4 separate regions of the Homo sapiens genome follow, and regions 1, 3 and 4 are each linked to region 2. Evidence: chromatin loops called from intact Hi-C (ENCODE). Cell type or tissue: heart right ventricle. All regions are shown on one strand. Region 1 overlaps ADGRD1 (adhesion G protein-coupled receptor D1). Region 2 holds the start of ADGRD1 (adhesion G protein-coupled receptor D1). Region 3 overlaps ADGRD1 (adhesion G protein-coupled receptor D1). Region 4 overlaps ADGRD1 (adhesion G protein-coupled receptor D1).

Evidence for each region. Hi-C counts contacts between places; a loop is a spot of excess contacts. Peaks named below come from ENCODE experiments on the same cell type or tissue, not always from the same donor. Only the 100,000 strongest peaks of a DNase experiment are listed, where the experiment ranks them.
Region 1: a loop joins it to region 2, with 2.5 times the contacts of the local background. A loop is called at or near these places in 15 of 110 quality-filtered maps.
Region 3: it touches region 2 in a loop (2.9-fold over the local background); 15 of 110 quality-filtered maps call a loop at or near these places.
Region 4: a loop joins it to region 2, with 2.8 times the contacts of the local background. A loop is called at or near these places in 4 of 110 quality-filtered maps.

Annotation. Positions count from the first base shown.
Region 1 is chr12:131,013,844-131,021,843 of GRCh38, reverse strand. It overlaps ADGRD1 (adhesion G protein-coupled receptor D1), which reads right to left. Exons shown (of 25, transcript NM_198827.5): 13 at 7,504-7,645. Among named protein-coding and RNA genes, the nearest start is that of ADGRD1-AS1, 24 kb to the right of the region's middle. In heart right ventricle, no CTCF peak of the experiment used is centred here; no DNase peak of the experiment used is centred here.
Region 2 is chr12:130,949,373-130,957,372 of GRCh38, reverse strand. ADGRD1 (adhesion G protein-coupled receptor D1) reads right to left here and starts at 3,466. Exons shown (of 25, transcript NM_198827.5): 1 at 2,842-3,466; 2 at 2,713-2,749. The coding sequence starts at 2,907. In heart right ventricle, no CTCF peak of the experiment used is centred here; DNase peaks (open chromatin) are centred at 384, 812, 1,977 and 3,432; H3K4me3 peaks cover 3,514 bases; H3K27ac peaks cover 3,967 bases.
Region 3 is chr12:131,003,906-131,011,905 of GRCh38, reverse strand. ADGRD1 (adhesion G protein-coupled receptor D1) reads right to left here. Exons shown (of 25, transcript NM_198827.5): 11 at 7,610-7,720; 12 at 5,859-5,934. Among named protein-coding and RNA genes, the nearest start is that of ADGRD1-AS1, 14 kb to the right of the region's middle. RefSeq lists an enhancer at 235-1,434. In heart right ventricle, no CTCF peak of the experiment used is centred here; DNase peaks (open chromatin) are centred at 395, 455, 1,254 and 4,415; H3K27ac peaks cover 2,144 bases.
Region 4 is chr12:131,023,481-131,031,480 of GRCh38, reverse strand. All of the region lies in intron 13 of ADGRD1 (adhesion G protein-coupled receptor D1), which reads right to left. Among named protein-coding and RNA genes, the nearest start is that of ADGRD1-AS1, 34 kb to the right of the region's middle. RefSeq lists an enhancer at 2,646-3,147. In heart right ventricle, no CTCF peak of the experiment used is centred here; no DNase peak of the experiment used is centred here; H3K27ac peaks cover 566 bases.

The sequences.
Region 1 (8,000 bases), 64 kb before region 2:
TCCCAGATTCTCAGGAGGCTGACGCAGGAGGATGGTTTGAGCCCGGCGATCAGGGCTGCAGTGAGCCGTGACTGCACCTCTGCACTCCAGCCTGGGCAAGAGAGAGAGACTCTGTCTCAAAAAAAGAAAAAATGGAAGATCAGGACACAGACACGCACGAGGGACGACCATGTGAGGACATAGGGAGAAGACACTGTCTGCAAGCCGAGGAGAGAGGCCTTGGGAGAAACCAAACCTACCGACACCTTGATCTTGGATTTCCAACCCCTAGAACAACAAGAAAATAAATGTCTCTCGCTTGGTAGCCCACAGGCCGACTCACACAGCCTGATGCTGCGATAAGAAAGGACCATTTCACTTCCCTGGCGTTCTTGTCAAAGACGCACAGCATCGGCCTAATCAGGAGGAAGCATCGGACAGTGACCAGGGATGCTCCACAAAGCACCGGCCGGCCGCCGCGAAGTGTCAAAGTCATGGGAGACAACGGGAAGCTAAGAACCCGTACAGACTGCAGTTGCCTAGGAGACGTGACAACTAAGCGCTCTGTGCCAGCCGAGATGAGACCCCGGGACTGAAAAAAAGCTGCAAGTGAGGAAACTGACACCATTCAAAAAACGTCTGTCGTTAATATCAGTGTCAATTTACTGGTTTCAATCATTGTACTTAAAAATACCACCATCAGGGAAGACGGATGAATGATCTGTATGTCTGTAGACATACAGGGGCATTCTGTACTATTCTTGACATTTTTTTTCTGTAACTTTAAAATCATTTCAGAATAAAAAGCTTAAAACATTGAGGTTGTAAACTGTTGACCTCCTGGCTGAATGCAACCCACACATAGGGTTTCTTTGACAACACTGGAAACAAATTTGAATTAGCTGCCAACAAGACACATCCAGGGATATAATTTAAAGCCCAAATTCTGGGCTGCTCTTCGAAAGTCACAAGCTGTGGTGACGGTGACACCCCAAGGAGGCCAAAACCCAGCCCGAAGGCACCCTGTGTCCAGGGCTGCTCCTCACACTGGCCATCCCGGGCCTGGCCCCTGAGAGCCACACCTAGAGGAGGGCCTAGTTTGAGGAGGTGCCCAGTCCTGAGGACACAGGTCCCCCGCACTGCACAAGGACAGAGCCTGAGGGCTTCTTCACGGTCCAGGGGCCTCGGATAAATGTCCAGGGTTCAGCCTTACCCAGGGCTTCATGTGAGGGCATCCACAGCTCGGGCAACTGCCTCGTTCAGACCTGGCCCATGTCCAGGTGGGCATGGCCAACATTTCAGAGCACTCAGCTTACAGACCTCCTTTTGCCAACAGTGCCTCCGTTTCCCTCCTCAGATCACCAGTGCCCCACTGCGTGTGAGCCTGGGGAACCAAACCTCTTCCCTGACCTCAGCCCTGGGGTGCTATTAGGCATGCATGAGGGGCAGAGCCCTGCCCTGGCCGGAGCTTGGGGTCCTGGCCTGGAACATCTCCCTGAAGCACCCTCTGCCCTGGCCGGAGCTCAGGGTCTTGCCCCTGGAACATCTCCCTCGAGCACCCCCTGCCCTGGATGGAGCTTGGGGTCCTGCCCCTGGAATATCTCCCTCAAGCACCCCCTGCCCTGGATGGAGCTCGGGGTCCTGCCCCTGGAATATCTCCCTCGAGCACCCCCTGCCCTGGATGGAGCTCGCGGTCCTGCCCCTGGAATATCTCCCTCGAGCACCCCCTGCCCTGGACGGAGCTCAGGGTCCTGCCCCTGGAATATCTCTCTCGAGCACCCCCTGCCCTGGACGGAGCTCGGGGTCCTTCCCTGGAACATCTCCCTCGAGCACCCCCTGCCCTGGATGGAGCTCAGGGTCCTGCCCCTGGAATATCTCTCTCGAGCACCCCCTGCCCTGGACGGAGCTCGGGGTCCTTCCCTGGAACATCTCCCTCGAGCACCCCCTGCCCTTGATGGAGCTCAGGGTCCTGCCCCTGGAATATCTCTCTCGAGCACCCCCTGCCCTGGACGGAGCTCGGGGTCCTGCCCCTGGAATATCTCCCTGGAGCACCCCCTGCCCTGGATGGAGCTCGGGGTCCTTCCCTGGAGCATCTCCCTGGAACACCCTCATTACACTCAGTCCCTTCCAGAATTTGTGGTAGCCTGAGCGATGGCCTGGCTTTGGGACTGACTGACATTCAGGTGGAGCTGAGGCCGTCTGATGAGAAAATGTTTGACAACAGCCATCAAACTGGCAGCACTGGGCTCTTTGCAATACGTATTTTTGGTGCTTATTCTAATTCTGAAATTTCCCAAGACTCTGCTTCGCTCATTCCTTGCTCCCTTCTAAGGAAAAAGCTTTCATCTTCATTGACCTGGGAAACTGACATTTCAATGTTGAATTAAAACTTCAGCTTTTGGTTGAACGCAGTGAGCAATTTTGACTGAAGAGAACACTGCAGATTCTGACCGATCGTCGTGTCGAAAACCCCTGGCGTCCCAGGGTGGTGTGTGGGTAGCATCCCTGTCCAGAGCCTCAGTGGAACTGCTGGAAAGGCCTCCTGCGTAGCCCTGGGTGAGGCACCCTGGAGACCCGCTCTGCCCAACAGCATAGCCTGAGCTGCCGAAGGTCTCAGCCCACTGGGTGCCCCTAGAGCCGGGTGGGACAGTGGCCAGAGGTCAGGGTGACCAAGGAGGAGCAGCAGGAGCCGGTCCACCAGAGGCCACTGCTGAGTCGGCCCAAGGTCAGGGTCTGAATCTGGATTATTTGATAGTTTGGGGAGCAAACAATGTTAAAAAGCAAAATCCTGCAGAGGCGTCTGTGCAGGGCTCTGAAGTGTGCACACCCGGGCACAGGCTGGGCCACCACGGCTGTTCTGAACCGGAGGCCTACGAGTCTGTGCCCCGGCCTTGCTGAGACGCTGCCTGTCATGTCCTCAGGCCCCAGCTGGGCTCCTGCCCCCACCTGCAGGACCTCACAGAACCAGAACAACCCGGGAGCCAAAAGCAAAGTCCCTCTCAAACACCTCAGTCTGTCCTGAAAGAAAATGACTGAGCGTACTGAGAAAGGGTGGTGGAAATGAAACGGCTGTGCTTTGAGAAAGAAGTTCCACGAGAATGTCAACACCTCTGCTAACAGAAACGATCCAGGGGTGCCACTAAACAGCGTTAAGCAAAATACATTGATTTGCCCTTTGTGTGTAAAAGGCAAAACCCTCCATATCAGGGAGGTGGGCTCTTTTCTATTTTATTTTGCACCGGTCATAACTGACTCAAGCTGGTTTCCTAAGAAAATAGAAGAGCGGGATTGTTTAACATACGGGTCCTCGTGGCCTGAAGTCAGTGAATGATGGGGCAGCACGAGGGAAGCGCTGCGTGAGGCGGCCGACCCGAGGTGGAGCTTCCCTCCTGTCTCACTGGTGGACCCTCTCGGTGGGAAACCGCGGGGATGAACCGATCTCTAAGACTAAGGTTCACCAGGCACCACAGGGGGCGTCCTCCACAGCAGGGGCAAGGCGGGATTTAACCAAAACCCGAGCCGATGCCCCTCATCCCGGCGTGAAGGGTCAGACATGCAGACACCTGGGAGAATGCGGGCCTCAGCCCTGCAATCTAACCACGTGGCTGTGATTCAGTTTACTGCCACCCTGCCTTCCTGGGAGCTGGAGGAGTGGGAGAGGAGGGGGCTGCCTGGGCGGGAGAGCGGATAGGCGTGAGGCCCCTGGGTGAGGCACCCTGGAGACCCGCTCTGTGCACGAGAGGGAGAAGCCATACCAGACAAAACAAATCACTTTCCACTTTCCAAATTCCAGAGCTCCTACCTGCCGGCCCTGCAAGGATGGGATGTGGGTGTGTGTGTCGGTGTGTGTGGTGTACTGAGGCTGGGTATGTGCACATATGTGCCTATATGGGTGCTGGATGCAGGTACATGCACTGGGTGTGTACTGAGTGTGTGTCTGTGCTGGGTGTGTGTGCACTGGTTGTGTGTGTCTGTGCTGGCTGTGTGTATACTAAGTGTGTGTGCCTGTGCTGGGTGTGTGTGCACTGAGTGTGTGTGGACTGGGTGTGTGCACACTGGGTGTGTCTGTGTTGGGTGTGTGTGTACTGAGTGTGTGAGCACTGGGTATGTGTGCACTGGGTGTGTCTGTGCTGGGTATGTGTACTGGGTGTGTGAGCACTGGGTGTGTGTGCACTGGGTGTTTGTGTCTGTGTTGGTGTATCTGTGTTGGGTGTGTCTGTGCTGGGTGTGTGTGCACTAGGTGTTTGTGTGCTGGGTGTGTCTGTGCTGGGAGTGTGTGGACTGAGTGTGTGTGGACTGAGTGTGTGGAGTGAGTGTGTGTGCACTGGGTGTGTGTGTCTGTGCTGGGTGGGTGTAGATGGGGTGTGTGTGGACTGATTGTGTGTGGACTGGGTGTGTGTGTGTCTGTGCTGGGTGTATGTGGACTGGGTGTGTGGGGACTGGGTATGGACTGTGTGTGGACTGAGTGTATGTGGACTGGGTGTGTGTGGACTGTGTGCACTGGGTGTGTGTGGACTGGGTGTGTGTGGACTGTGTGCACTGGGTGTGTGTGGACTGGGTGTGTGTGGACTGTGTGCACTGGGTGTGTGTGGACTGGGTGTGTGTGGACTGAGTGTATGTGGACTGGGTGTGTGTGGACTGTGTGCATGTGCATGTGCATGTGTGTGTATGCGTGTGCATGTATGCTGTGTAACCTCACTGGCTGTGTGGCTCTCCTGCAGCCCTGGCACTCAAGCTGTGCTCTCATCTCCTGCCTCCCCTCTCTGCCCGTGCCCTCCCCTCTCCACTTGCCCCCGCCTCACCTTCTGGGATGATCCCTGACTCCTGCTCTTCAAAGTCCCTCAGGCCCTGTGGTCGGCTGTGCTTCACAGTGCCCACCTCACTCACAAGGACAACTTCAACCTCAGAGCACACAGAGGTTCCAGAGTCCTTCAGAACAAGCCTCCTGCCTTTACAGACTTTTTTTTTTTTTGAGGCAGAGTCTCACTCTATCGCCCAGGCTGGAACGCACTGGCCCGATCTCTGCTCACTGCAACCTCTGCCTCCCGGGTTCAAGTGATTCTCCTGCCTCAGTCTCCCAAGTAGCTGGGATTACAGGCTCGGGCCACCATGCCCGGCTGATTTTTGTATTTTTAGTAGAGACGGGAATTCACCATGTTGGTCACGCTGGTCTCAAACTCCTGACCTCAGGTGATCCGCCCACCTTGGCCTCCCGAAGTGCTGGGATTACAGGCTGAGCCACTGCGCCCAGCTACAGACTCTTGACTACAGGCTTGACACGCCGCGGGGCAGCACTGCCCTACCCTCAAGCCCAGAAGCTCCAAGTGTCTCTGCTGCATGTCGCAGCCACATTTCCAAACATAGGCTGAGCCTGTGGAGTGCACCCTCACTGACATCACGGCAGAGGGGACAGCCTGTGCAGGGGACCAGGATTCTCTCCACACAAAGAGAAGACACAAATGTCAACTGCACAACTGCAAGACAGGGCACTGACTCCGGCACAGCACTCACTCAGCAAGCGTCTCCTGAGCCTCCACGCAGTGCCAAGGCCACTGCGGGCAGGGGGGAAGGGCAGTGGGCTCCATGCTGGATCTGGCAGCCTCTGAGAAGCTGCAGGCCATTTAAGGGATTACTGATTAGCATAAATGATTATAGCATACAGAGCTGAGACTCTGTGCTAATACAGCGCAAAGACCGCGTGGAGGGAGGTTCCCTTCTGTGCAGGCCGCAGAGGGCTTGGAGGAGAGAAGGCTCCTCCTGAGATGGGTGAACTCAGACAGCAGATGGGTGAGACAGGCCCACCAGGCACAGGGAACGACACCAGCAATGACAGCAGCTGTCTGCTGGGCTTGGAAGGAGAGCCAGAGGTGCATGGAAAGCCGGGCGGGAAAGACCTGCTAGACATCTGCCGACAGGCCCAGAGTGTAAATTCTCCTGCAGGGAACCTTGAGTCCCAGAAGGTCTTTGAATAGGTAAGTAGCACCACCTGATCTGTGTGTTTGACAATAAGTCTGTAAACTGTGGGGAGAATGGAGCAGACAGAACACGCGGAGGCTGCTGGTCCAGGTGAGAAGTCACTGGGAAGGAGAGGGACACCGGGAGGGGCGGAGGAAGCAAGGCAGGGGACACACTGAAAACAGGCTCACGGCTGGTCACATGCAGAGAGGAAGGGCAAGGAGGCTGAGGTGACCAGTCTCATCTCCAATCCCCTCTCCATCTCCATTCCCATCTCCATCTCCAACTCCATCTCCATCTCCAACTCCAGTCCCCTCTCCATCTCCATCTCCATTCCCATCTCCATCTCCATCTCCAACTCCAGTCCCCTCTCCATCTCCATTTCCATCTCTATCTCCATCATCTCCAGTCCCCTCTCCATCTCCATTTCCATCTCTATCTCCAACATCTCCAGTCCCCTCTCCATCTCCATCTCTATATCCAGTCCCGTCTCCATCTCCATCTCCATTCCCATGTCCATCTCAATCTCCAATTCCAGTCCCCTCTGCATCTCCATTCCCATCTCCATCCGCACCTCCATCTCCAGTCCCCTCTCCATCTCCATCTTCCACTCCAGTCCCATCTCCGTCTCCAGTACCATCTCTTGACTGCCCCAGCTCACCCAGCAGCACAAGTGTGTGGGCCCCTCCCAGGTGGGGCAGAAACACAGTCACCCTGGAAAGAACAGAAGCACCCACCCAGGTATGCGCACAGAGTCGGCCTTGGCCATAGAGCAGAGTGAAACAGAATGAAATAGAAAATCCTGCCAGGAAATGCCTTTAGTGTTAATTCTGACCAATAACACAGTGAGTTCTTGAATAAACACTTTGAAAAATCTCACTCTTTCAGTGTCACATCAAACACCATACCTCCTGACATGAACCTGGCGTGGGGAACAGCGCACGCGTTTTTTAAAGAACGGCAGCATTATACTCTGGTTTCTCCTCAGATTGTATACATCTTTTGCCTTTTACTAAAGAATGGCAGTGCATCGGTATCCCCAATGTCTCTGTCAGTCCTACTCACTGGCAAAAACAAACGACATGTGGAGAGGAGAGCGGTTATGAAGCATCAGGACCAAGAGCTTATCACGCAATGCCTGAAGCGTAAAAATGGTTTTGCCTGAGCTCTGAAGCATGTTTCTCTCTAACAGAACACAGTGCTGCATCTTGCTGATGGCTAATAACACACATGGTAACTGGGATGGCCAAGGTACCCCCCTCCTCCAGTAAGGACACTTGTTATAAATGAGGAAGATCCGTGATCGCTCCACACGTCTAGGAGAGCCACCTCGACGCCTCTTCCCCAACATCGACACCGCGTGGCCAGCCCAGGCACTATGCGAGGGGCCTCCCACTGCAGCTCAGAAACAAAGGCCCAAGAGAAGGAGCTCCAGGGAGAGGAAGATTCCAGTTCGGGCCGGCACCAAGGCTGTTGGAGATTCTTTATGCAAGCACACAGACAACCCAGCATTCCTCAGTGTGAAACCAGATCAAAGGCGGCGACAAGGGTGAAGGCACCGCCACTCACCAATCTGTGCTTGAGGTGGACCGTAATGAGTGGAGAGCCCGACAGGTTCTGAGACAGGGTGGGTGGTGGGGACACCTCCAGGGAAATCAGGTGGCTGGTGGCGAACAGCAGGCAGTCCTGGTGATGCATGGCCTCCGCGATCCTTGGGAAGAGACGGAAATCATTACAAAATGGGAAACGCAGGGGAGCAGCACACAGCTAGAACCTAGGCTGGGAGCCAGCGTTCCACCCAAAACTATTGAGACGGAAATCTTCTTTGGATGAAGCTTTGATTTCTTTCATTCAGCTCCCGCTGCTCTCCTTCAAGATGTGAAGCTGGTACCTGCAGGCGAGTTCAACTATTCTGTGTTTTAACTCTGTCCCTTGAATTCTTATCTTCAATACCTGCTCTCGTTAAGGTGTGACGCCAGGACCAAGAGGTGAGACAGAGCCCTCGACCTCAAAGAGTTTATAAGAAAAGTAAGATGGCCCAGGAAGCATGGATGAGCAGAAATGCT
Region 2 (8,000 bases):
GTGTGTAGAGATGTGCGAGCATGTGCAGATGTGTGTAGACACGTGGACTTTTGTGAATGTGTGTACGTGTATGCATGTGTGTAGAAATGTATGGATGTGTGTGGATGCATGTGGATGTGTGTAGTCTGTGACTGTGTGGTCATGTGTGTAGACACGTGGATATGTGTGGACATGTGTGAACATGTGTAAATACATGTATGTTGATGCACGTAGACATGTGTTGGCACATGTGGGTGTGGGTGTGTGCATGGATGTGTATATATGTGCATGTGTGTCTACACATGTGAATTGTGTGGACACATGTGTGGATGCATGTGGACACATGTTGATGCATGCAGGTGTGTGCATATGTGTGGATGCTTTTGCATGTGTATGCATGTGTGTCAACATGTCTGATGTGTATGGATGTGAGTGGTGTGTGGACATGTGATGTGTGTTGGCACATGTGGCCATATGTTGACACATGTAGACATCTGGTGTGTGTGTGTATGCATATGTGTCACCATGTGTGGATGTGTGTGATTTGTGTTGGTGCATGTGGGCATATGTTGACACATGTAGACATGTAGCATGGGGGGGCATGTGGACACATGTGCATGTGTGAGAATGCGTGTGGGCTCTGTATCATAAGCAGAAGTCCGGGGAGAACCCGCACAGCTTTTCTCCAACACTGAGCAGCAGTGAGGGCCATGCTGGGGCCTCGGGGGCCACCTGCCTGCTGCAGGAGCCGGGTGCACAGCTCTGCCTGACCGCCCTGCAGTTCGAGGGGCTACCCCTCTCCTCCTCTCAGTCCTCTCCCCTACTGGAGCCCAGCCCAAGCCATGAGGCCTGCATTCACGAGAAGCAAGGTGTCCAAGGTGGACACGTCCTCTCTTTAACGCAGCGCTGGGCATGTTTATTCGTTCCCAAGCCACAGGAGCCCTTGTTTCATTCAGCGATTTGGCTGAGGAGAGGGGAATGTGTGGAAACTCACAGCTTCCACACCTTTTTAAAAGGAGCTCCCTATGCATGTGGACGAAACAGAAGTGGCAGCGTCCCCACCCCCGAGTTGGTGAATGGAGGTGGTGGCGAGGCGACGATGCCTGGAACATCCTGGCATGGGGCTGCCGGGCAGCCGGAAAGGAGACAGAGGCTGAGGGCACAGCCCCTGGCCCTAGACCCCAGCAGGCTCCTGGTGCTCCATCCAGGAAAGGGGCTCTCCCTGGAGGCCTGGGTATCGCCCTGGGATCTGCCCACAGTGCTGGCCTGAGTCCATTTGTGGTTGATCATTAAAGGCTGGTTCCCAGCCAGGCCCAGTGGCTCACATCTGTAATCCCAACACTTTGGGAGGCCGAGGTGGTTGGATCACCCGAGGTCAGGAGATCGAGACCAGCCTGGCCAACATGGCAAAACCTTGTGTCTACTAAAAATACAAAAATTAGCCAGGCGTGGTGGCATGGGCCTGTAATCCCAGCTGCTTGGAAGGCTGAGGCACAAGAATCGCTTGAACCCGGGAGGCAGAGGTAGCAGAGAGCCGAGACTGAGATCTCACCACTCAACTCCAGCCTGGGTGACAGAGTGAGACTTTGTCTCAAAAAATAAAAACAAAAATAATTTTTTTAAAAAGGCTGATTTCCCATCAGAGACAGGCAGGGCCATACAATAGCGCTCGGGGGGGTGCCCAGCCAAGCTCTGGTGGGGCGGGGGCAGAGGCTGTGCTCACAACAGGCTTCCCAGCAGGGGTTCAGGCACTAGCAGGGTCTCCTCCCCACCTCCTGCAACTTCCAGCAGGGAGCAACAGCCCAGTGACTGCCTGCTGCTCCCAGAAAGCCTCGTCTTCCCATCCCTGCCCCTGGCTGACCAGAACGTGTGCCCACACTCTTAACAGCGAAGGGTGTGTGCCTCCCTGTCTTCCCGAGAGAAGCCCCGTCCTGATGCTTCCTGGTTGGGTGTCACAATGGCCAATGGAATGTGGCTCTGGGGCTGGAGCAAGGGTGGCCCTCTATCCCGAGTCCCACTCATCGGCTGCTCCAGGCTAAGCTGGTCAGCACTCTGAGGCTGGAGGTCCCGAGACCCTGCTATGGGCCAGAGCTCCAACTCCCCACCAGTGAATCTGCCCTGAAGACATGAGATGGGTGTGGTGGCTCACATCTGTAATCCCAGCACTCTGGGAGGCCAAGGCGGGCGGATCACCTGAAATCAGGAGTTCGAGACCAGCCTGGCCAACATAGTGAAACCCTGTCTCTACTAAAAATACAAAAAAAAAAAAAGCTGGGTGTAGTGGTGCACACCTGTGATCCCAGCTACTCAGGTGGCTGAGGCAGGAGAATTGCTTGAACCCGGGAGGCAGAGGTTGCGGCCACTGCACTCCAGCCTGGGCAACAGAGCAAGACTCCATCTCAAAAAGAAAAAAAGGAAGAAAGGAAGAAAGAGAGAAAGAGAGAAAGAAAGAGGCAGAAGGCATTCAAATGAAGATCATATTTCCTTAATCACAATGTTTCATATGACCCAGCTCAAGGGGCCCAGAACCACTTCTCCATCCACCGCTCAGCCGGTGAGGGGTAGCAGAGCTGCCCAGGGTCACAGTGTGTGGTGAGGCAGTGAGGTCGGGGACCAGGAGCCCAACAAGGGCCATTCGCTGATGCCTCAGAGATGAACAAGTGGGCTGTTCCTGAGATACCTGCACTAGGCAGGGGGAGAGCGGTGCTCAGAGTGAGAAGGAAACACTCTTACCTGGATGGTCCTGCGATCTGGAGTAGACGCCACGCACCTGCGCACAAAAGACCACAGTGTGAGACACACTCAGGGAAAGCCTCCGGAGAAACCAAGCCTGTCGCCATCCTGGCCACTTGGGGACATTACCTGAAAGTTGTAATAAAATAGCAGCAGCCAGGAGTACCAGCAGCACAGCCGCAGCAGCTTTTCCATGGCTCTCTCGGAGGTCAAAGCTCGGAGCCAAGTGAAATTCCTGAGGGTCTGTGAGAACGGGACCTCTTAACCTTCACTTCCTTGGAAAAGGGACATTTTCACAGGTTCCAGGGGAGAAAATTTCTGTCTCCTTAAAGTTTGTGAAACACAGCTGTCTTGGAGACCTAATGGGTGTTTCTTCCTCGTCTCAAAACTTGAGATTCTTCAGTGATCAATAAACACGTTGCGATGACCAGAGCAGCTGTGGAATGCAGGGAGGAGAAACCCAAACCCGACTCGCAGTCCTGGGAAAGCAATCCCAGGTCACCACTGTGACCGCGACCTGCGCCCGGGGACGGGAGGCTGTTTGTCCTGCGGTATTTTCTTTTTATTTCAAGAGCCTCCGTTTGTCTCAGTCAGGTTTGGAGCTTCCCTTTTCTCTGAAGAAGGTTTTGTGCGTGGTTTTCCCCTGGAGCGCCCGCCTGCTCCTCGGGCTTGTCCTGCGGCCGCTCTCGAGCTCCTTCTGGTCTGGCTCAAGTTCACACCTCCGTCCTGCTCTCTGGGTGGAGGGGGAGTGAGTGATGTAAGTCTCTCTCCTCAAACTTTGTTCTGTTCTCCTTTTCTATTTATATCCCCACTGCTGTGTCCTTCCTGGGTCCTAACTCCAGCCTCTTAACAACAGCTGAAATATTTCCAGGATCTCAGGCTCAGAATCAAACCAAACAGACATGGTGTGTGGTGTGTGTGCGTGTGCGTGTGTGTGTTACTGATGCCTTCTGGTCAGCACCTTCAAAGTCGGCATAAATATTAATAAATACAAAATGCAAAACAAACCATAAACTCTGTTTAGATCTGAGTCTTGTTTGCCCCCAAAAGAGAATGAAGTTGACAGAGGGATGGAAAAGAGAAAGCAGCACACCCACTGTGCCCTCCATATTAAGCGCTGACCACATTTTTCTCTCTAATCCTTTCGGACGTCAGTGAAAGCTACGGAATTAATTACAAGGTACGCTGCGCAATTACACCATCCCACATATACCCCCACCCCAGCACCAGGAGGATGTTCTCAATGGGATAGAAAAGAGTCAGCCCCTTCGCCAGACATGCCTCAGTTTACCCAAGACCAAAGTTTATCCGATCTACTCCAAATACACGTGGACACACAGAGACACACACCCTAGAATTGCAGTCACAGCTATATTTGCTATGTGATTTAAGTAATATTTACCGCTTCATACTTTCTCCAACATTCACCAGCTGTGCTCCTAGGCAAATTACTTGATCTCTCTTAGTTTTCGAATTCCTCATCCACAAAATGGGGGTTAATAGTTCCTCCTCCTCAGGGCTGTAACAATAAATTAGAGGACAGATCCAAGGCTCTTCAGGCAGTACTTGGAAAATATGTGGCACTCAGTAAATGCTGCTATTTTCTATTAAGAAAAATTATCACTCAGTAAATGTTAGCTATGATTATTATTAGCAAGTATAACATAACACCCAGTAAATGTTAGCTGATACAGTTATCTCAATTGTCCTGACTTTAAATGGGAATTAAGAATCCTGAATCCAACATACTTCCTAAAGAGGATAAGAAAATGACTTCCAATCTCTGTGGGACAGAAAAAAAGAAAGTGCTGTCAAAACGTTAGGTGATTATTTTTAACTTGTGCCTGCAGCCTACAACCGCTCAGATCCTCTGATAGCCTGAGCCTCTCTGTGGAGCTGGAGAAGGGTTCCAGAGAGTTCCATCTCCTAGCAATGGAGAAACTGTGAACTCCAAAGGCCGGGGGCTGTCTGTAATAACGACCTTTATCCTGTTGCTCAGGCTGGTCGGCTTCAGGGAAAACTAATTTACAACCTTTATCTCTGCCATTTCATCAGCTCTCCAGTCCCCCACTGCCTCTCGCTGGAAGAGGTGAAGGGAGGGACAGGCAGCTGCAGGTTTTTCTCAGCTCCAGTTTTAACCTGGAAGAATTCAACAGATTGCTGAATATGCGGACCTTTCCCATCTCCATGACCGAACAAAGCCAGCATGGTTTCTTTTCATCATAAAATTGTCATCAGATAATGGGAGACACCCCGATTCAATGACTGTAATAAAAACTAGATAGCAAAGCAATTCAGCAGAGCTTGCCCTGCAGGCATCTGCACTCATCCTCAGACTCACTCTGACTCTCCATCCCGGACTACAGTCTCGTGCCTCATGCTATTTGCCTGCGTCCTGTCTCAGGCCTTGTTCAGAGGCCCAGATGAAGAGCCCGCCTCCATGTAAAGCAGCGTGTCCTGAAGCCTGGAGATTTGAGACAGGGCCTTGAGTGGTCCATGGGCCTGGAACCAAGCAACTCTGATGTCTCTGAGCATCTCATTCCATCACCCAAACGTCGGGGTGTTCGGCACCCAAACATCACCTTGACAGCAGGTCTCCCTCCCCCTAAAGCCCTCCCCTGCTGTATTTTCTCGATCCCACTAACCACGATCCAATGTACTTCATATCTTAGACGTTTATTTCATTTATTGTCAGTCTCTCCCCACCGAGGCGTAGGCCCCATGAGAGCAGAGACCTTCTTTCTGCCTGTTCGCTCTGCACCCCAGCCCCGAGAACAGGGCTTGGTACTTGGTGAGCACTCAGCGTTTGTCACCAAACCCAGCCTGGCTCTGCCCTCCCGCAGCAAAGCCAAACATGGACGTCGGGATTGCAGTGAGAGGAAGTGAGGCATTTAGAGCAGGGCACCAGGCGAGCAGAACCTGGCAGCTCACACTTCAGACCTGAACTCCCCGATGGCTGATGGGGGAGGGTTTTTCAAGGTGGAGAGGCAGAGGTTACAGGCTAAGTCCCACATGAATAATACCTGGAGGCTGCACATTGGTTTGACCTAAAAAGCTAGGACATCTTGAACTGGGGGCCCACAGGTCATATAGGTAGTAGATTCAGAGGTTTTCTGATTTGTGATTGGTTAAGAAGGCAAGGCTTTGTCAAAAAATTTGAGATCAGCAAAAAAGAATGTTAGCTCTGGCCTGTGGGCATGACCTCCTCCAGGCCCCTCAGGAAGAAATTTAGAACAAAGAACAGTGGTGGGCCCGGAGGGGTGGATCCCAACACTTTGGGAGGCTGAGGCAGGTGGATCACCTGAGGTCAGGGGTTCGAGACCAGCCTGGCCAACATGGCGAAACCCCGTCTCTACTAAAAATACAAAAATTAGCCGGGTGTGGTGGTGCATACCTGTACTCAGGAGGATACTTGGGAGGCTGAGGCAAGAGAATCGCTTGAACCCAGGAGGCGGAGGTTGCAGTGAGCTGAGATTGAGCCACTGCACTCCAGCCTGGGCAACAGAGTGAGACTCTGTCTCAAAAAACAAAGAACAAAGAACGGTGGTGGAGTTCAGCTCTCCGCTCCCCCATATCAGAGGTCTGTAAGTCAACAGATCCATTTGGTGGGGGTCCAGGTTCTGAAAAACAACTCCGGGTCGTTTGTTACGATGTTGTCTTTAGTTTCTACAGGGAAGCAATGAATTCCTGACTCTAACTCTCTTGACTATTGTTTCTCGCCACTATTAACTTCTTGCTTCCCAAGTTGCTCATGTATTTCTCAGGGCTAGCTAGGTGGCTGGAATTCCCCTTCAAGGAACCCAAGATTTTATTGTATTTATTTATTTATTTTGAGATGGAGTCTCATTCTGTTGCCCAGGCTAGAGGGCAGTGGCACGATCTCAGCCCACCACAACCTCACTGAGCTCCCAGGTTCAAGCAATTCTCCTGCCTCAGCCTCCTGAGTAGCCAGGATTACAGGCACCCGCCACCACACCCGGCTAATTTTTTTGTATTTTTAGTAGAGGCGGAGTTTCACCATGTTGGCCAGGCTGGTCTCGAACTCCTGACCTCGTGATCCGCCCACCTCAGCCTCCCAAAGTGCTGGGATTACAGGTGTGAGCCACCGCGCCCGGCCCGATTTTCTTTTTTCTATGCTTGGGTGGGGAGTGCCCGGCAGGCAGCCTCACATTCAACATTCAAGTCATAGTTTTGGGCCACATGCATGTGTACTTTACTTAAAGAATGAAAAACATTGTTACGCTTTGGTAAAATATTTCAGACTTTACTGGGAGGATGCTAATTAAACATTAAAAATGAGACCTTACATTGTGATTAGGCTCCACTCAAAATTTTACAAGGACATAAAGTGTGACGCCAGCTACCAATGGGAACGTAACTGGATTATTTGCAAAGCTGATGCCCTGCGCACAACAGAGCATGTTTCCTGGTGCTGAGCAGCTCAGATGTCCCAGGAGGACAGATCGGGCCTGAACAAAGAATTCTGTGGAGTGGCCCAAATGCTGAGGGAGAGCTGGACAAGCTGTGAGCACAGGAGTTCCTGATGCCTGATTCACACCAATCCAAGGTGCGCCTCCCTCCAGCTCAGACCCTCCCATACGCCGGCATATTTGTGAGAGGCAGCAAGAGTTGTGTGTCCATCACGTTTACTCCTGTGTAGATAAGCAAGGCGGAGCAGCAGTTCGTAAGCAGTGTGCTAGGAGGGGTGTGCAGCACACAACGTACATGGAAATGAACGGTGTTAGAAGCCTGGGGGCGAATTCACTGTGAAAGTCACACGAAGGAGTTCAAGAATTCTTTCTCTGAGTGGTTAAGGGATGGGACATTCTGGAAAGAAGCTATGGAATGGGCTAAAGCTCCGATGCAGCATGCCATGGACCATGGGCGTGTGTTGTTTCTACCAGCCCAGCCTCCCCTCCGGCTCCTGTCGGCTTTCCTTTTGAAGGACGTTTCTTCCACCGACCCGTGAGCTCAGACGGGACTGTCAGAAGCTGCAGGTGTTGCGGGGGAGTTGTGACCCAGTGGGAACACTTGCAGCTCCTCCATACCACAGGCACTGTGAATGGCCCAAAGGTGTACATGTGACCCACTCAGAACCAATCAGTGTCTTCCCCGGGATCAATAGATTGACCATGGGAGAGAAAAGACTCCCTCCGCCACTGCAGTTGCTAATCCAGAATGGTCTTCAATCAAGGCTGGTGATGCCCATTTTTCCCACAACAAAGAAAAGAATTACACAGAGCTGAAGATAACAAGCAAACATAGAGACTCTAGCCGCCTAGCCTTGG
Region 3 (8,000 bases), 55 kb before region 2:
CCCGCACGCGACTCCAAGGCCCTAAGACGTGTGGTGTGTTCGCTTCAGCCAGGAGCCTGGTTCTCACTCTCTGTGCCCAGTGCCCCGATGCTCGTGGCCTTTTCTGCAGAGCTCCATGAACTCAACACGTGTGCAATTCCACCAAACGCGCTGGAAAAACCACGTTGCTAGCAACACTTAGGGCTGTGCCATTAGCCAGAACAGAAAGTCGCAGCTGTGGGCTTCAGGCCCTAAACACGCAGCATGATTTGTCCCTTGACTTTCCCTCCGTGGACATTTCCTGATGGTGCAACCGGTGGTCATCATCTCCCTCCCAGAACAGAAATTCCCCTGGGGCCCGGATGCTTTCCCGTTTGGTTCACTGCTCTCCCCAGCTCCCGGAACCACGCCTGACACAGTGGGTGCTCAGCACACACGTGAGTGAGTGAGCGAGTGGATGAATCTACTCACAGGCAAGCGGCGATGACTTAGATCCATTTCTTAGGAAAAACATAAGGAAAACATTAAGTGAGAACCTTCTATGAACACAAATGATATGAGAGCAAATCTGGAGTGGTTTCCTGGATTCCGCTCCGGGAACACGTGGCCTCCACCAGGCCCAGTTTGGTAATCAGTGCGACGCCAGATGTCGGCCAAGTCAAGATGAGAATGGGGCCAGACGCCTCCTTAGGAGCATTTTCCTCCAGTAAAGGTGGGGACAGAGGTGAGGTGGGGAAGGGTGGGGCAGGGGTGAGGTGGGGCAGGGTGGGGAAGGGGTGAGGTGGGGCAGGGTGGGGAAGGGGTGAGGTGGGGCAGGGTGGGGCAGGGGTGAGGTGGGGCAGGGTGGGGCAGAGGCTGTGCTGGCTCTTCCTCTGCCCCTTATACCCTGCCTCCACCCGCCCCGTCCTGTGCCCATCAGCCAGGCTCTGGGCTCTCTCCCTTCATGTGCTCAGCAAAAGGGAAGCCCCAGAAGGTCAGAGGGCATCGGAGCAGATAGTGGGGCCAGGATTCTTTTCCCTCAGCCTACCAGGGCACAGTCGCTGCCCCGGGGGCCCCTCCATCTCTGCCCGGGGAAAGCCATCTCTTCCAGGGCCTGCCTGGCTGGCCCTGGGGAAAGCAGCGTGCCCCCATTCTTGTTCCTGGCCCGTGACTGTGCTGTCCCCCAGAGCTCTCCACTCCTGATTGCACCTTTGCAAATCCGCCTTCCTTCAATGTGCCCCAAGTTACTACCTGGCCCCACGGAGCCCCACCGATGGTCAGGCTCTGCGTCCTTCACCCCACGCAGCACATCTGAGCCAAAGCCACGCTGCTGCTCCGCCTTCCGTTACACAAAGAGGGGACTTAAAGTTACATGAGGCTTCAGAGGAGTGCTGAAATCTATGAGGAGACACAGAGACTTCCCAGCCTGTGCAGAAGACCGGCTCAGGAACTCAATCCAAAGAAGTCAGACCAAGTGGAGTAAGAAAAAGGGCTGTTATTCGGTTATTTGGAGAATTATCAAGTCCTCACAGTTACCATGTCACATTGGGGAGTGAACAAACATCGCAAATGAAAATATTCCCTGGTAAAGGAACTCCTTGATAACTGGCTCCTGCTGACACATGCCTGTGTGCTCAAGGAATCCCCTCACCCATCCGTCACACACTGCTTGTCACCTTCCCTCAGCGCGAGAATTCAACGCCACCCTGGGAACACAGTGTGAAGGAAACTCCAAATCTTGCCAACAAGGTGGCACATGGCAGCATCTCTGAGTGTGATCTTGGGTGATGGTGAATTCTTGAAGGAGACTGAGCCCCTGACTGACGCAAACAGCAGAAGGAGACAGCATCGAGGGTAACAGGCGACTTCCTCAGCACCGATGCTGCCCAGGTGACGTTGTTCTCTGTTTCGAGCAGCACTGCAGCCAGGGCCTTTCAGAAAGGACGGCAACAGCCACAATTCCTGCCCATGCCAGGAGCCCCCGCAGCTTTGCACTGTTAAAAGTCAAACCAGCAGGAAATCTGCCAGAAAACAGTACAACGCATAGGCTTCACCTACACTCTCAGCTCTTATCATTTGCCATGTTCACTTTATCTGGCAGTGGTCACGCTCACACTTGACACACACATACCACACATGTACACACACACACGCACATGTATGCACATACAACACACAAATGCACACACGCGCATTTGCATGCCCACAGCACACACAAAACACACATGCACATATGTGCACACATAACGCACATACACCACACAAGCACATACATGCACCTGTGTGCACACACACAACACACAAATACACGCACACATGCACATTTCCTTTCTGCTGAAGCACTAGCGGTGTGTTGCAGGCATCACAGCATACTCCATCTCTACCACGTGTCTCCTAAAAATGGAGACTGCCTCCTATATAACCATCAAACAATGATCACACTCAGAAATTTAACGAGGACCCTACAAGATGCTCTAATGCACAGTCCAGAGTCAACTGCACACACCCCCCACCATCACACACGTCCTCCAGAACTCCACTTCTCTCAACCCAGGAATGTGCATTAGCTCAGGCACGAACCTCTTTAGTCTCCCCCAATCCGGAACTGCCCAACTTCTTCTCCCTTGCAATCGAAACCACAGCAGCACACAACATCGCTTAGTTCAGGTGTGTCTGACTGCTTCCTCGTGAGGGGCGTGAGGCCATGCATCTGACAGGAGTATGCCACAGGAGGCATGGACGTCTCCCATGACGTGACAGCAAGAGACACGGGCCCACAACGTGTCCCACGTTGATAATGTTGAGTGTGGCCACCTGGCTGCAGGCGTGCGGCAGACATCCCCATCACCAGGCACCCTCCGACCTGGTACAGCTAGGACTCTGCAGGTCGGTGAGGTCCCCCGCCCCGCAACCCTGCTCCCGCTGGTGTGCACATCCACTGATAGCTTCTGCCTGGGTCAGTTACTGCACTGAGGGCTGCAGAACCGTGACCTACTGGTTCCATCGGTGCTCCGTGTCACTCTATAGTGACTAAGGACACACGCTGAGCCGGGTCCACCTCCCCACTCATCTTTCTCGAGCACCCGTGAGTCCCTCACAGCCTGGGGAGAGGCCCTTCCCTCTGTGGGCTGTGGCTTCCATCTTCACAGGAGGACTGGGAGCAGGCCAGTCTCAGCCCCGTCCACCTGGAGGAACCGGCTGTCCCGGTGCTGGCTGAGCCTAGCACGAGCACCCGTAAAAGCTGAACAGTCTCCATCATTGCGGGGCCAGGCAGCGAGTGAGACTCAAAGGATCCTAGGGGTACAAGCAGCCGGGCAAGAAGCAGCTAAGCCCCCACCGGGCCGTGGGTGGTCAGATATCATCCCCTCCGTCATCACAGGAGCCCTGGAATGGTCTGCCTGGGGCTGGCTGTGGAGACAAAAGTTCCTTCCGGCCCAGGCCCCACCCTTTGTGCACTGAGACTCACGTACTGACTTAGACCCTCACCCTCATCCCTGGAGAAGAAATTAAAGGACACTACGGCACCAAAGCATCCTTTCATCCTCACAACACACTGCGGATGTATGAGGATGACAGCACACAATACAAAGACAAAGACGGAGGGAAGTCCCCTGCAGGCTGGCAGGAACCCGGCATATGTGCGCACATAAACGTGCTGCCCGCACGGCAGCTGCACTAACCTGCTTCTCATCGTGCCCAGGATTTGATAATTACCTCAAAGGCAAAATGGCACAAATGCCCAATCAGCTTACAAAATCACAAAAGCAGGCACTTGTATGTCATGTTTAAGAAAACCAAGCCCTACTTACACCATTAACTCATTCAGTCCTCCTGGCAATCCTCAGAAATCAGTGCTATTATTACTCCTGTTTTAAGAGGAGAACACAGGCCTCCAGGCTCAAGTCACTTGCCCAGGGTCACACAGATAAGGAGGGCACCTGTGAACCAAACTCTTTGTCCCCTCCACTTCCGTCCACCTCTTCTGCTACAGGTACAAGGTACACAGGTACAATGTAACAAGTACAGAGACTTTACTGGATGAGCTGTTTGCATGATTTTTTTCCAGGTGAATTTTGATGACAAGGCATCTTTGCACTAAGTGCTGAAGAGAGCTTCACCTGAGCTGAAGATCCAACTTCACTGCAAATGAAAAACATGTTCCATCGCTGCACAGCCAGTTCTGCTTTGGCTTCAGCACGTAAATGTGCTGCTCATGGAACATGTTGTGGGGCTGGTGTCAATGCTGACGAACCAGGGATGACTTGGCTGTCCAATTTCCAGGCCCTCGGTTTGCAGGGGGACGTCAGAGTTAGCTGCATTGTTCTGGGACACAGTGGCCTGCATCCTGGGGCTCCAGTGTCCTGTCTGCAGACACCTGGGTCCGTGAGGACAGCAGAGGGAGAGTGAAGGCTGAGGCCCTGGGGACAGGCGAGACAGACTGTCTTCCATCTGCAAGGCTGTGGGCTCCCCAGAGCAGGCCCCGCCGGCCTCTCCTCTGCCCATCCCTGCCAGCGCTGATCTAATAGAGGGTCTGGCAAAGATCTGCAAACTGCAGCTCTTGGGCTGGCCGCCTGGTTTTGTAAATAAAGCTGTATTGGAAGGCAGCCACTCCCCCATTTCCCCACGTAGTGTCTCTGGCTGCCTTCACCCTGTGAGGGCAGAGTTCTGGAAAGCCAAGCCGATTTACAAGCTGGCCCTTCATGAAAGAGCTGGCTGACACCTGGCTGGAGTCAGATTCTGGTGGTCACAGTGAATTGCCCCTGAAATGTGTGCACCCTGCATCTGGAAGCAATCCTCCCGCCTTTGTGACGTTGTGGGCCGTGGCACGGATGCCGCTTTCCCACGCAGGTTCTCACTGTGGCCGCACAAGACACAGCGACACCTCACAAATGCACGTCTCATATATTTCACAGCAAGGCCAGCTTCCTGGTGGAAACTTCAGCAGGAGGGGCCAAGGAAGGGTCACCTTTTCATTCACTATCTTGGAAAGATCTCCCCAAATAACTGAGATGGCATCTTTTTGAGGAAAATAGATTGCATTTTTCTTTGACCATTTTCCTGAAGAATTTTGGAAATCACACATAAAGAGTGGCAGGCCCCCCACTTTCTTTCATTAGGAGGAAATCGGTAAGCATGCAGGCTTTCCCCAAGAAATCTGACGCAGAAGACGGTGTTTCCTCCAGATCACAAAATTTAGGACTACATTCCTCAGGAAAGAGGCATCCCCTCCCCTCCCTCCTCATTTCCCTCATCCTCCCCAGCCTCGCCGCCCCCCTCATGGTCCCCACCCTCCTTGCTCTCCTTCTGGGTTCTCAGGACCCAAACCCACATGAGGCGATGCTGCAGGAGCCAGCTCTGCTCCTATGGAGGGGCCTGTCTGGAGGACAGCAGAGGCAGGGGGCAGACAGAGCAGGTCTAGACGGCGTCCTCGGGGTCCCCGGGTCCAGCCATGACTGAGGCCCACCTGCTCCTCCCTTTTCAGTCCCCTGAGCCCTCAGTTTCCTGGCCTTCCACTTAAGCTGATGTGAAATGGCTTTGCCCATCTGTGTGTTTGCCCATGACTGACACAGACAGGTCTGTTGTCTTCCATTACACAGCAGTGGAAACTGAGGCTCAGAGAGGTTAAGTCCCTTGCCCAAGGTCACACAGTTCTGTCCAGGCGGGTGGGTAGGGTCTTCTGGCCCGTGCTCCTGACCTCCACTCCACCAGCCTGGCCCCAGCCTTGCAGTTCCCAAGTGGCCTTCAAAACGCTTCACGTTTCCTTGCCCGAGCAGTGAAGCGCCCGGTACTCGTGTCCAGAGTTCTCAGTGTTGTGCGTGTGGGGCGGGCATCCCTGTGGCCAGCCACCCAGCAAACCCACGCACACCCACGCCCCTGAGCTGAGCACCCCCGAGACTCACTTGGTGTGGGCGGGCCAGATGTTGTTCAGGTAGTAGTGCATGCTGTGGTACAGCAGACCCACGACGGTGCTCCAGGCTGCAGAGAGAGCAGAGGGGCAGGCGCTGTCAGCGCTCCAGGCCACAGGCAGGAAAAACACAAAGCCCCACGCCCCGCCATGCATGGTGCTGCCCCTCACTCCTAAGAACCCTCTGGGGAGAAGGAAGTGAAGGACACTCGGGCAGAATTTGCAAGGACAAAGACTCTGCAGCAACTCAGCAGCGTGACGGTGGATCCCTGCTCCATCCCCTGAGCCAGCTCCAGACATGTGGAGGCTGAAACCCCCCAGGGAGGGCCAGGCTCACCCAGGGCATCACACGGTCTCAGAGCCCCTGCAGGGAGAGCCAGGCTCACCCAGGGCATCACACAGTCTCAGAGCCCCTGCAGGGAGACAGCTCCTGCAAGTCAACAGGGGGCAGTGCCAGCCTCCAGCCTTGCCCCACGAGTGCATCCCGTCTGCCCTCCACACGCAGAGGATTTAGGGCAACACTGAGTGAGGCAGAATGCAGGTTTTCAAGGGGGCAGCAGCCACTGGGAAGTCTGTATGCCTTCACCTGGTCACACCTCTATTATAACCAGCCATGAAGCAGGGTCACATGTGCTTTTGCTATTTCACTCCATGGCTCGGCCACGGCTCTGCCAGGATTGGAAATCAGGGCACTCCCAGCAGATCATGCGGCCAGGAGATGCTGGTAGATGTCGGCACCATCCCTGGGCCCTCCCTGCTGATGCTGGAGGAAGGTGGCATCGTCCCTGGGCCCTTCCCTTGGCTTCTGGGGTAGGGACATCCCTGCCTCTGCCCTAGGAGCAGGGCACACCTGACATCATGCTAGTTGAGGACAGGGCAGAGAACCAGTCGGGGCACCTTTCCCACAGACAATCAAGATGGTGGTGGGTGCAGAGACAGGCTCCCCACTGCAGAGAGAGATGTCTGATGAGGGCTGTCCTGGTCCCCATCCCTAAGGCAGAACCCTGGGAAGGGGGCGTGGCCTCTGGCCAGGGTGGCAGGGGCAAAAATCTGAGGCTCTCCCCTGCTTGCCCGAGGTCCCCAGGGAGGGAAGGAGAGGAAGGAGATGTCTGCAGAGTCATATTCGCTTTTCCAGGAACCAGAGAGGGTGACGGTCATTGTAGCAAAAAATAGCCAGGGCCATCTGGGCTCCCAACAGGGCTCCCTGGTCAGAGGCAGGGGGTCCCCTGAGCCTCTCATTTTTTATTATGTGACTCGACTGAGGCCTGCACAGGAGTGGAACCCCAGGTTCCTGAACAGATGAACCCCTCACCTGGCCCACAGCTACCTGAGCAGGAAGGGGAGGTGGCCCCATCTTTTTATCTTCGGCTGACCAGGTGTGTGCCGATTTAGGAGGATGTAGGTAGGATGACTTCCCAGTGGGCCGGATTCCCCAGGCGAGCAGGTTGAGATGCTCCCAGACCCCACCCCAAATTCCAGTTCAGTGGCCTGGAGTGGGCACAGCATTAGCATCACTAAGGAACCTCTCAAGCGTGTCCATGAGGGTGGCCTGAGGACACGCTTTGAGAACGGCTGCCCACAGTCCCTCTCCTGCAGGACAGGACAGGCAGTCCGGGGGAGCACCGCAGGCGGCCCGGGGGAGCACCGCAGCTCCCTGGCGCGGTGGGCACCCAGCAAAGCTTGGGGACTCTTCAGAAAGACTTGAGGGAGCCGCCCCGGAAGGGAGTCCAGCGCAGCCACACTCACCGTGCCTGTGGAAGGCCTCGTGGGGGATCTGGATGAAGCTCTGCCCGTGGGCCGGGAAGCGGTAATGGGAGGAATTCACGGTCTTGGGCAGGATTTTGGCCACGGAAAACTCTGCGGTGGAAGGAGCGAGAGAGCGGAAGTCCCGTCAGAGCTCACAGGCTGCAGGAAATCAGACTGCAAAACCCCGTCTGCTTTTCTTTTTTGACAGGACAAGCTCCCCACGGGAAGTATAATTACCTTTAGAAAGCATGGCCTCAAAAAAAAAAAAAAAAAGGGTAAAGCAATGAAGAGCCCAGGCAGTGACTGCCACGGGGAGGCTCAGCATTCCGGCCCACGGGCGCGCGGCTCCTCACCTGGGGCGCCCTCCGCCCCAGCACAGCCCCCAGCTCTC
Region 4 (8,000 bases), 74 kb before region 2:
ACCGCATGGGTGAGGGACTGCATTTATGTCTCAAGCTGTGTAAATGGTCATCCCAGCAACAGGTCAGAACTCACCCCATTCCAGTCATGCCCCACAGTCTCCCCGAATTCTCCTGCACCTGGGCTCAGACCTGCAAGAGGCTAAGCCAGGCCTAAAGGGATGAAGGCCACCGTCCAGTGTTTGAGCCGCACCAGGGCAGCACGCAGTACCCAAGGCTGCCCCAGACGTGAGTGGGCTCCGCTGTCAGAGCCCCCAACAAATGACATGGCGCAGGAAGGGAGGGTGGGAGGCAGGGAGCAGCTTCGACAGGACCCCCCAAGGCAGCAGAGCTTCCGGCAGTGGAGCTCAGAGTTGAGACCGCCCAGCCCCTGGCTCCCCGGGGCCCAGTGTGGTGAGTTGGGATGAGGTGTTGCCCTTCCTGCGTTCCGGGCTCCCATGTGGCCTGTTCAGAAACCCTGGTGAAAAGAGCGGCCCTCGGTGGGGGCCCTGGCTGTGGGCGAGTGCTCCTCTGGAAGGAGACTCCGACACACTGCACATTGTGACAGAGGTGGCTGTAACCAAGGCGACCCCAGAACAACAGGCTGCAGATGCGGCTCAGTGTCTCTCCTACACAATAGCTGACCTGTGCTCTGCACACCCCGGCGTATTCAAAGCGATGAGCCCTCAGCCGCGGGTTAAAGTACTGGTGTCTTCTGTTCTTTACAGTCTCAGTGTGCCACATTGAGGTGTCACGCGCCACACTCCATGGCATCCACGCTACAGATGCCAAAGGCCACGGGAAAGCGAGTTCGCCATTCTGCTGAGGTGGGCAGGCTACTATTCCCCGGGACGTGGCTGACACCCCTCACCTGCCCCGATGTGCAGCTGAAGAGACCCCTCGTCCGGCCTTGGCCTCAGGGGAGGGACGATGTCCAGCAAGCTTCTGTCTGACCCTGTGTCTGCCACATCAACTGGAGCAGAGACAACTGGATACAGAAAATCCCATTCACCAAGGTGGGTGCCCTCAGGAGGAAGGGCCTGCGCACGCTGCAACGTTGGGGATGCATTCTGAGATCTAGCTGCATTCTCGGAGATAGAGCCACTGCCCCAACAATTTCAGCGGCACAGTCTGGAAGGGCTCCCCACAGATTCTTAATTTACCCTCTGCAGCTGACAAAACACAATCCCCACCCTCCACCAGAGGGGTCCACAACCTAACCCCAGAGCCTGGGAATGTCACCTACGACGGGTCCACAACCTAACCCCAGAGCCTGGGAATGTCACCTACGACGGGTCCACAACCTAACCCCAGAGCCTGGGAATGTCACCATACGACGGGTCCACAACCTAACCCCAGAGCCTGGGAATGTCACCGTATGAAGGGTCCACAACCTAACCCCAGAGCCTGGGAATGTCACCTACGACGGGTCCACAACCTAACCCCAGAGCCTGGAAATGTCACCATAAGAGGGGTCCACATCCTAACCCCAGAGCCTGGGAATGTTACCATAAGAGGGGTCCACAACCTAACCCCAGAGCCTGGGAATGTCACTGAACGAGGGGTCCACAACCTAACCCCAGAGCCTGGGAATGTCACCGAACGAGGGGTCCACAACCTAATCCCAGAGCCTGGGAATGTCACCGAACGAGGGGTCCGCAACCTAATCCCAGAGCCTGGGAATGTCACCGTTAAGAGGGGTCCACAACCTAACCCCAGAGCCTGGGAATGTCACCGAACAAGGGGTCCACAACCTAACCCCAGAGCCTGGGAATGTCACCGAACGAGGGGTCCACAACCTAATCCCAGAGCCTGGGAATGTCACCATACGAGGGGTCCATAACCTAACCCCAGAGCCTGGGAATGTCACCTACGACGGGTCCACAACCTAACCCCAGAGCCTGGGAATGTCACCACATGAGGGGTCCACAACCTAACCCCAGAGCCTGGGAATGTCACCGAACGAGGGGTCCACAACCTAATCCCAGAGCCTGGGAATGTCACCGTACGAGAGTCCCACAACCTAACCCCAGAGCCTGGGAATGTCACTTTACATGGCAAAAGGGACCTTTCTGATGTGGGTAAATTAAACGTCTGGAGGTGGGAGGTGATCCTGGATTAGCCACATGTATCCAGTGTGATCCCAAGGATCTTGACAGAGGGAGGCAGGAGCAGAGGAGGGGGAGGCACAGAGGCTGGGGTCAGGGGAACGGATTCGCACTGCAGGTTCAAGTGTTCATCCGCACTGACTATAATAGTCAATATAAAAATAAGCCTGGTAGATTACAGCAGCAGGCAATGAGTTAACGTTGGAACTACATCGAGAGCTCTCAGAAGTCACTAACAAAACAAACACTCCACTGGAGAAATCAGGAAAGAAGGTGGTTACAACATAAAGAAAAATGCAGATGGCCAGTTCACTTAGGAAGCCTCACCAATAACCAAAGCTACGCAGCTATGAATGACAACCAGGTGTGACTTCCTGTGCATCAGAGTCTGCAATGGCGTGGGAGAGGCGGCACTGCCGAGCCCCACCCATGGCTGGATAAATGGTTACGACCTTTCTGAAGGGCAGTTTCACGACGCGCATCAAATTTTTAAATGCGTCTCACCAAAAATAGCCGAGGCCGCCTGGAATAACAAGCTGGAGGGTTTACACGAGCCGGTCTCAGGCCTTGGCATAGGACGTGGCAGTTGCAATCGTACCGGCATGCAAATGGGATGACGGACAGAGCAGAGTCCAGAAACAGCCACGTCGCCCCTCCCGTGACTGACGGCAAAGGCGGCACCACAGCACTAGGGGAGAGGTTGGTCTTCCCACACGTGGAGCTGGGTAAATTACATATCCGTCTGGGGACAGTGGTCAGTCTCAACCCCTACTGCACTGCAGACACAGAAACAAGCAGAGAAGGACCACAGGCCCAAACACGAAAGTGAAAACAACAAATGTTCCAGGTAACACAGGAAACTACTTTCATGGCCTCGGGTTAGGCAGGATTCCTCCACCAAGACATAAAAGCACTGAATACAGAAGAGCTTGATAAACCGGACTGCACTGACGTTGAAAACTGCTGTCCACCAGCAGACACCATCGAAGTCAAAAGGGAAGACCCCGTGTAAGAGATATTTGCAATACGTATATCAAACAAATGACTCATACTCAAAATACACAAAAACTCCTTAAAAAATCAGTAAGAAAGAAAAGCAAACAGCACAACAGAAAAATGAGCAGAAGTCTTGAGTAGATTTTTTTAAAAGGATATTGATATCCAATAAACATAAAAAGGTCACCAACATCATTCAAGAAAAGCAAATAAAAAACAGAATGAGACAACATTAGCCACCAGAATGGCGGACCTGGAAAAGACGGGCCACACCCAATGCTGGACACTGGGCTTCTCACGCTCTGCCAAGGGGAGAGTGAACCAGTGCCCGCTCTGGAGAAGGCACCGGGCACCAGCTGTTCATGCTGAACATGCCCCTCGACCCAGCGACGCCATCCTGGGCAGATCCCACAAAGAAGGGCACAGTCAGGTTCACCAGCAGAAACGCGCTCACTAGAACATCCGGCAGCTCTGTTCTGCTGGCGTCTGGAAAAGGCATTCCATGGTGCTGGCCGTGTGCTGCTTCTTGACCTGAGGGGTGATTTCTTGGGTATGTTCGCTTTGTAAAAACTGTCATACCATACACACATATACGTGCTTTTCTGCAGGCATGTTATACTCCAATAACACGTTTGCTTTTAAAACATGGCTGGCAGGGGGATGCAGGGTGATGAGAAGTTTGGTCTGAGTAACCCTGAACCCCTAGCTCTAATTTGTTTCTCTGTGACTCTACAATTCTACCTGCTCCCCTCAGTAAATAAACACAGATCTGGATTAAACATCCAAAATAAATTTTAAAATGAGAAAAAAATGTGTAGACATTTAACAGAGCAATTCTACCTCTGAGAATTCATCCTACAGAGATAACCCAGCAAGAACACAGAAGATTCATTACAGCATTGTGAGAATGCAAACCCGAAGCCAGACGCACACCAGCAGGATGACAAACGTAGACTATTAAGCAGCCGTGAGAATGATGATACAGTCTGAGCTACTGGCACGGAAATATAGACATGGTAAATTTAAAAACTGAAGCTGCGAAACGGCACGGATAGCAGAACCCCATTTATATAAAATTGTGTGCACACACACACACACCTAGAGAAGCCCCGAAAGAAGTCACCACAATGTTGACACTGGTCATCTCTGAGGGATGGGATTTCAAACGATGTTTGGCTATGTGTGTGTGCATGTGTGTGCGTGTGTGTGTGTTATTTAAACAGCCTGCAGAGTAGGAATATCCTGGATCTACAGTGCACCAAGGAATGACCATGGGAAGAAAATGAACCTTGCTTCATTCACAATCAACCGTTTTTCCCTCATTCACAGCAAATCCTAGAGAAATAACAGCTGTGTGCCACAATCCCTACGAGAAAGTACCTGCCTCCAAGAGAAGCCACCCGCCTGCTTTCATCTCCCTCAAATATGGTTCTGAATCTGAGAAGCACAGGAAAGTGACTGTGTGTAATAGTCCGCAACTGGAAACAGCCAAATTATGGTTACAAGGACGAGTCAGCGGTGGCCTATTCATATAATGGAATATGGAATAGTGACGAGTAGCATCCAGCCGTGAACACTGCAATATCCCCTGGGAGACTCTCACCTGGGAGTCTCCCGGGTATATTGGCGATGCCTAGAGACGTATCTAGTTGTCAAACCTGGGGAGGGGCTGCTGGCATCAAGTGGGTAGAGGCCAGGGATGCTGCTCCACACCCTCCCTGCAATGCCCAGGCCAGCCCCACAGCCACAGTGCCCCAACACCAATGCATCTCAACACAGCAGAACCAGTTCCCTTGGAAGATTAAGCCCCAGAAACACAAGCCAACTTCAAAAGGCCAAAGTCTGGATTCCACTCTATGCCTGGGAACCTCCTCTGTTCCGGGGTGACATGGACGCTGGAGCTCCACACGGTCAGAAAGCGCTCCGGAGCTCGGCTCCACGCGGTCAGGAAGTGCTCTGGAGCTCACTCCCTTCCAATGCCCTGAGAGATCGGACAGACGATTGCTGACGTCAGTGGCAAAGGGCTGACGTCAGTGGCAAAGGACTCCCGCCCCCCCGCAGACATTAAAATGAGCCCTTTGGGAGAATAAGGGATTCCATCCAGCTCAGAAGGGCAGGAGTAATGAGGCCACCCAGCCCTCTGGAGGGCACCGGGAAAGGCTGGAAGCAGGGTCTGTGCCCTGAGACACAGTCCACTGAGACACAGTCCATGGCCCAGCCACACCCGCGGCTGCCCCGTTTGTCTGTAGAGTGCAGGCTCCCCAGCAGGGGAGAAGCACAGATGACACCTCACTGACCATTCCCACTTGCCCTCTGCAGCCTGAGGGCCCAGACACACTGATGGCACTGGCGCAATTGACATGAACCGGGCACAGTGACACAGTCACGTGTCCCAGGACCTCCGTGGGCTTCCGTGGTGCAGCCCTGGGGCATGTGGAGTGCCCAGCCTCACCCCCAGGCTTTACCAGGTGCCCCCTCAGAGCCTCCAGGATGGGCCTGCAACTCTGTCCCTCACACCCTGGGGAGCTTGCACCCCATTCTGTGCCAGCAAAAGAAGGTATCTCAGGCCAGGCACAGTGGCCCACGCCTGTAATCCCAGCACTTTGGGAGACGGAGGTGGATGGATCACTTGAGGCCAGGAGTTCGAGACCAGCCTGAACAACACGGTGAAACCCTGTCACTACTAAAATTACAAAAATTAGCAGGGAGCATGCCCGTAATCCCAGCTACTCAGGAGGCTGAGGCAGGAGAATTGCTTGAACCCAGGAGGTAGAAGTTGCAGTGAGCCGAGATCGTGCCATTGCACTCCAGCCCGGATGACAGAGCAAGACTCTGTATCAAAAAAAAAAAAAAAGAAAAGAAGGCATCTCAGCCTCGGGCCTCAAGACCTCAGCCCATGTTGGGAGAAAATTCCTGCAGCCTCCATGTCACGGTTCCCTGACAACGATGTGGGGGACAAATGTGTGACTCTCTTCTGAGTTCACCTCCTCCTCACGGCCCGTGACAGAGTGCCGCCAGGGGAAATCTTCCCATCAGACAAATCACTTTAACTTAGAAGAGCAGGCCCCCGCAACATCCTCAGAAATATAAAAGCAACCTTCAAAAGAAAAACCCCAAAACCCTAGAGAACGCTTGGCTAAGACAAGCCTTAATTACCATCCTCTTTCGGTATGATAAAAATTCCTCTCCACCTCTCTTCAAGACAGGATTCCTTATTCAAACACTTTCTTTTTTTAAAAATAACTGCAGTAACCAACCATTAAAACGGGGACTGCATTTTAATCCACGCTTTCTTTTTCTCTGGTTTTCAAACTGGCACCTTTCATACTTCACAGAAGACACAAACATGGCCTTCTACAAAACTTCCATCCACGGCATCAAGCCCCACAGGGCCTGTAATTCACTGGAGCCGGGAGGTGAGAAGTGCCTGCAGAGACGGTTCCCCCAGGCCACCATGCCGTCCCTGCCCTCGGGCCACAGCCAGCAGGCCTCAGGACCAGTGAGAAAATGGCCCGGAGAGCCCTGCCCGAGCTTCTCACACAGACACGCCTGCTGCATTGCTCCCTTCCCATTGCTCCCTTCTCGTGTCTGGGAGGCCTGAATGGTGCCTCAAGGAAAAGGAGTACAGTCTTGCATCACTTAATGACAAGGACACATTGTGAAAATGCATCATTAGGCGATTTCATCGTGCTGTGAACATCACAGAGGGGACTTACACAAAGCTAGACGACGCAGTCCACCACACACCTGGCTGTATGGAGTAGCCTATTGCTCCTAGGCTACAAACTGTGCCCACTACTGTACTGAATGCTGCCAGCGGCTGTAACACAATGGGAAGGATCTGTGCATTGAAATACATCAAAACATAGATGAGGTACAGGGAAAATCTGGTCTTACAGTCTGATGGGACCACTGTGGTATACGCAATCTATCACTGACCGGAACATGACTGAAATGTTTCCAAAACACACAGGATGCTCGGTTGGGTCTGCTGCAGCACCAGCCACACTGGAAACCCTGGTGGCTTTAGGGACCACTAGAAGCCACGCTCGACCTCCCCTCTGCCAGGAAAGCCAGCACACTGAGGAGCTAGCCATCAGGCACCAGCACCAGGCTCCAGCCCTCCATGTGGGCCTCTCTGACCCTGACGTCACAGAGAACCCCAGTGACCCGGCCAGCGGGGCTGCCTGCACCTGCTTCCTGCACAACTCCCCCCAGGCCGCTCTGCCGGGGGCAGGAAAGCACTGTCCCTCAGGGGTGGCTAATTCTAGGCTTTGCCTCTCCCAAAACCATTACTCGGATCATCCAGATGCTAACCCCAGATACATCATTCATCTCTCAGATCCGTTCTGTCTTCATCTGTGGTCGACAGCTCATCAGGTTGAATCTTCAGAAATGACTTAAATCCACACACCAGGGTCAGGAGCAGAAGGCGGCTAGCTGGGGACCATTCTGAGTTGTCTATTTGCAGAGACTGGTCATTTTCTCCCTGCTGTTTGTCACTTCATTGCCCCTCAACACTGCCCGAGGGTCAACATAAGGGGAAGAAGAAGGTCCATCTGCAGGTAAATAGAAACTTTCTGGGTTTCCAGAACAGAGGCTGGACCGCCCACTGCAGGAATATGCAGGTTCACAGGGTCATTTGCTGCAACAAGTTATTTATACAAAATATGGGTAACAACTTAAATGCCCATGAGTAGGAGATGAGCTGAATAAGCCGGCGATGGTTCAGTAAACCCACACAGTGGGGCTCTGCGCAGCTGAGAAGCTGGAAGGCCTCTGCGGATGGGTTTGGAGTGACTTCCAGGATAAACTGAGTACCAAAGAGTTTCTATGGTATACCACCCTTCACAGGAGACAGAAGGGGCTATTTAAAAAGTACATGTATCTGTTCATTTGGCACAAAAGAGATACAAAAC